Linked DNA regions of Homo sapiens: region 2 is linked to region 1. Evidence: read pairs that join two places in POLR2A ChIA-PET (ENCODE). Cell type or tissue: MCF 10A. All regions are shown on one strand. Region 1 has its middle 5.0 kb from the start of AHCYL1. Region 2 has its middle 19 kb from the start of EPS8L3.

Region 1 (2,500 bases):
GTGTCTCTGCGATTCCAGGACTATTTCCAGTCCTAGAGGCAGGTTGCAGGTTATGGGTAGAGAGGCAGGCCTGGGAGAGGCAAAGACAGGCAGTGTCCTCCCTTATCCCAGAAGCTGACACTTACATCTCACCAGCCCACTCACCATTGCCCTGGGGGAGCACATCTGCCAGGGAAGCAGTATCCCAGAAGCTTCTAAAAGACTTGGGGCTACTTCAAGGGTGGGTCAGCATCTCTGAACTCGGGAGAGAGACTGCTCTTCCTTCCCTAGCATGGGGCTAGACACAGCCTCAGAAGCAGGGAGAGGAAGCATGCCACACACTCTGGAAGACCGCTCAGGGTGGGGCACATGGAGACAGCAAGGAGAGGGTGTGCCCTCTCAGACAGTACTGGGAACCTTGATTTTCTGACAAAGCTCTGCTATGGACTCTAAGCCCCATGAGGACAGGAACTGTGTCTGTCTTGTTTACTGTGGGATCCCTGGCGCTCAGCACAGCTCCCGAGACAAAGCTGATGCTCAGTAAATAACTGACTGGGCAGAGGCCAAAGTCCAAGGCCAGTTTCACAATTTCTACTTTTTTGGTAAACTCTTCACCATCCCCACCTCCATCCTCCCCGCTCCCATATACACACTTAAGAGCAGGAAAAAACATACAAAGTAGCACAAACAGTCATCAGAACAGATTTCTTGAACATTGTTTACAATTGGTGGATGCCTTCTCAGTATGAACTTTAATGTGTGGCAGCTTTGGGAACTGAAGTAAGATACATCAGGATCTCTGGTCCAACCTAGAAAAAAAGCATGTGAGGAAGTTCCAAGGGGCTGCTGGTCACACAGCCAGACCCCGGGGCCAGGTTGGGCCAGGAAAGCAGCAATTTCTCATGGCTGGGGCAGTGTCAGCCCTCCCTTTTGAGGAAACACATCCACATGTCAACAAGTACTCAAAACCAGCAATGACAATCCTTTCCTGCAGCAGACGGGTTTCTGCTTATTCCTGTCATTCCGGGAAGCGGAGCGAAGAGAGAATTCCAAATTCTCAACAATAGCTCCTTTGCCCTCCATGGTTAGCCTGGACCCACATCTTAGTACCTTACATTTGCACAATATTTGCAACTTGTTCAAAGCTTTTGCATATTTATGATCTTACTGGATTAGGTCATTACAAGCCCCAGATGGAGAGCTATCAACCTGTCTTGCATGAGGAAGAGGAGGTCAAAAAAGGTCCAGGATGCCAGTGGCCAAGTTAGTAGCAGAGTGAAGATTTGAGCCCACATCTCTGCCCAGTTTTCCTGCTTCCTCACACCATGCAGCCTCGCCATGAGTCAGCTATCACGAGTTCCAGACACAGGACCTCAGATCCTCTAGGGCCAAAAGGTGCCTCCTTATCCTGGTCCTTGTTTACAGTCATTATAACTGCCCCCACTACTTACATTTTTGCTCCCTTTCTCTGGCAGGAGCTGGTGCTGTGACCCATCTTCGCCTGTTTTGCTTGAAAGCCATCCCCACACCCACTCCGAAACCACCTCCCTCCATTCCATTATATTGCACTAGTTGGAAACAATTCAAATACCGAACAATAGGAAAACAGTTAAGCAAACTCATAAAGCAATATGACAGAAAGCTTGGAAAACATGGACAATAATAACAAGTATGTCAATGCTCTCCGTTCGGGTCATGTGTTTTTGAAATATTGTAATTTGATCAAAGCAGAATACAAAAGGACATGAACCTACCAATCACAGGTATGTAAAAATGAGTTTCTGCAAATTGCTAAGAACTAGGAGTGAACTTAACAAGATGAAAAGAAATTTTTAAAAAATCTTCATGGATTTTTCTTTCCTATAATGTTCAAAATGATAATAAAGAGTAAGTGATCCTAATAAATATGACAATAATAAGCAGAGGGGGAGACAGAGAAGGAGGAATGTTTTCCCACTGGAACTGGAGAAGGGGAAGGAGAAAAGGCTGAGGGTAGGGAGGGAGGGAGCTCGGTGGGAAGTAGGAGCCAGGAAGCCTGAGGACCAGCACCCACAGCCACAGAGGTGCAACCGGGAGCCCACCCTCTGGGGGTCCCTAAGGGCCAGCGAGGTAGGTGACCAATCTGAAGTGGTGCTCCAGGGCACCTTTCACAATAATTACAATGTCAGTGGTGCCTCCTAGAGCTGTGCAAGGTAGCAGTTCTGGGACAGAAAGAAGCCTGGAGCTGGAGGGTTTGCCCATGCTGGAGAGCTAGAGACAGAGCCACTGCCCTCTTCACCTTCTTCCGAACTTCCATTGTCACCCAAGATCTCTGCAGTTTTTCTGCACTTTCATTCCAGAGGGCTAACATAACACCTGGCCGACAGGAGGTGAAAGGCCTTCAGGAGGAGCACAGCCTCCCCCTGGTGGGGAGCCTGACTGGCAGGGAGCGGGCAGTTCCAAAAGGTGCCAACCTGGGCTCCCCTGAGACTCAGGGACAGTGCCCTCCACAGACATATCAAACTCAACATGTCCCAAGCTG
Region 2 (2,500 bases), 200 kb before region 1:
TGCACCAACACTGATACTATCAAACTTTTAAATCTTTGCTAATTTGACAGATGAAAAATGGTAAAAATTTAAAAATTTTGAAAATTTAAATGCCTTTAAAAGTAAGGCTGAGCATTTAAAAAAATATATCTTGGCTATTTAAACTTCTTTTTCTTTCTTTTTTGTGAATCCCATGTGTAGAGGGATTTTTTGAGACAGCTATTCTTTTTCTCACTGATTTGTAGAAGCTCTTTGTGTATTAAGGAAATGTCTCTAAAATTCATTTTCTTAGTTCTTTCACTACAAATTCTATGTTTTAAAAGGTTTTGTTAAATAGCAGTTGCCAAGTTATTAGTTCTTTTTCTGTTTTCTCCATCTGACCCATGTATACTTAACCTCAAATATTTATCTGTACAGATAGCCAATGTTTCTGCATTGAGTTGATGTAATTCCAGCCAAAAGCAAAGCATTGGAATTTTTGTTAATCCCAGAAATCTCACCATGGCTAAATGTAGAGTATCCATTGGTTTTCTGAAATATTTTAAGTGGTTCAAGGAACCCTGGAGGCCTGGGGCCCTGGATGGGAGCCACAGCCTCTGATTTAGCCCTTTAGCTAGCACTTCCTTGGGCCAGCCCAGCTCACTCAAGCCAGCAGTTTGGTCAGCACCTGTGTGCACCCCTCTGGCCAGCTGTGGATTCTTCTATTCAGGTGAATGGGCCGGGTGTTTGCATATTTTCCCCTTTGTTTATAGGCACTTATAGATGTGAGTCCCTTTTCCCTTTAGCAGATGGTCCCTGAGGCAGGACTGAACCTGCCCTAGGCCAGCCCCAGTGGGACTTTACTGGGGGTTAAGGAGGAGATGGAGGAGTGCGGTGTGGGGCGGACAGAATGGGGCTCACCCTTAGAGCCTCCCAGCTGGCCCCCACCCCCGCTGCCCATCCTTCAGCCTCCCTACTTTCTTGAAGAAATGTTGCCAGACCCATGTCCTATTCCCTTAAGGGTAGGTGTGGGCCTCTGGGCAAGTTGGGAGGGGGTTTGCAGAGCCCCAGATTGGAGAGTGGAAGGCTGGACACCACTCTCCAAATATGGGCCTGTGTGTCCTAAGTAGGCGTTAGAGGCATAGATGGGTGGTGGGGAGGGGGTGTCCTGGGAAGGGGAGGTAGCTTTCAGGCTTCTGGAAACTCACCCCCCAATCTAAAGGCAGCTTCACTGTGTTCGGGATTGTGTGTGGGGTAAGGTGGTAGTGCTGAGCTTGCAGGTGTTGGGGTGGGAGAAGAAGAGAGGCCAGAAACCTGCCCCTGATTCCTGACCTGTCTGAGCCTCTGCGGCTGACTTAGAGGCTTCCGGGTTTGTTTGTTGTTTTAACCCAGGGCTGACTTTTAAGAGACTGCCACATTCCTAAGGGATTGGCAAGTGAAGGTGATGAATGGGGTTGGCAGGAGGCAGAGTCTGAGGAAGTCAACAAGAACTCCAAGTTGACGCCCGGGAGCCCAGGTTCCCAGTGCTGTGGCCAGGCGTCCTGTCGGAGGACTGGTACCCCCGCTGACCCTGGTGGGTGGGGAAGGAGACCTTGGGCTCTGAAAAATCCCCTTTCTCTTCCCATGAATGTCCCCCAGCCTTCCTGGGCTGCTCTGTGGGCATTAGGGTTGGCCCTGTTCTTTGCCTCGGGTCACAGCTCTCCTGCCCCACTGGGGCGACCCAAGCCTGGGAGTGGGCACAGCAAGGGTAAGGGCTGAGGCTGGCAGACCTGGGTCTGTCCCCTGGAAATATGCCTCGGTGGCAAATGACTCCCCAGAGATGCCTGAGATTTTTCTTTTCTTTCTTTCTTTTTTTCTTTGCTTTGTAATTAGTATATTAAGGAGACAATACATTTCAAGAATTACTTAAATTCTGATACCCAGATTTAAGCATGTGAACATATGATGAGACCTTTAAACACACAATTAAAGCTATTCATCAGAATTTGTTATACTACCAACATTGCAGTTACTTTGGAGCGTAAGTCAAATGGTTTAAAGTAATCCTGTAACATACCTAAGGAACACCTCCCTATATTACGCGTGCAAATTCCTTCTCCATGTAAAGGTCTTTTCACTTTAATTTCTACGTTACTTTTTCTTTAAAGCAGGGCTGGTGAGATGACATAGACTGTACCTGCTCTGACTTCCATGAAACCTTATTTCATTGGCTCCATTTGCCCCGCCTGAGCCCAAATGGAGTCTCTGAGGAGGGAGCGAGAAAGAGCTGCTCATTCTTCCAAATGTTCTGCTTTGGTCTGCAGGAAAATTATCTCACTAAATATACAAATCTATCTTGACAATGCAATTGAATGGCCCTCCCATGTACAGTGCGATGCAATAGGTGTATTCCTCCCATTTCCTCTATCCCGGGCCCCAGCAAAACCATCACAGCCAGACTGAGGGGACACCAGTCCTGACATTTGGGACATGGTAGTGAAGAATGTGGCTTCTGAGCCAAGCAGATGAAGGGCAGACTTGGCCACACACAGGAGCTGACTTC

The links. ChIA-PET counts read pairs that join two places held together with the same protein. Peaks named below come from ENCODE experiments on the same cell type or tissue, not always from the same donor. Only the 100,000 strongest peaks of a DNase experiment are listed, where the experiment ranks them.
Region 2: POLR2A ChIA-PET joins it to region 1 with 15 read pairs; 31 of 35 experiments call an interaction of 5 or more read pairs at or near these places.

The regions. Positions count from the first base shown.
Region 1 is chr1:109,978,465-109,980,964 of GRCh38, forward strand. No RefSeq gene overlaps it. Among named protein-coding and RNA genes, the nearest start is that of AHCYL1, 5.0 kb to the right of the region's middle. In MCF 10A, a CTCF peak has its summit at 2,372 (motif pointing left); DNase peaks (open chromatin) are centred at 1,447 and 2,357.
Region 2 is chr1:109,782,168-109,784,667 of GRCh38, forward strand. No RefSeq gene overlaps it. Among named protein-coding and RNA genes, the nearest start is that of EPS8L3, 19 kb to the left of the region's middle. In MCF 10A, no CTCF peak of the experiment used is centred here; a DNase peak (open chromatin) is centred at 1,384.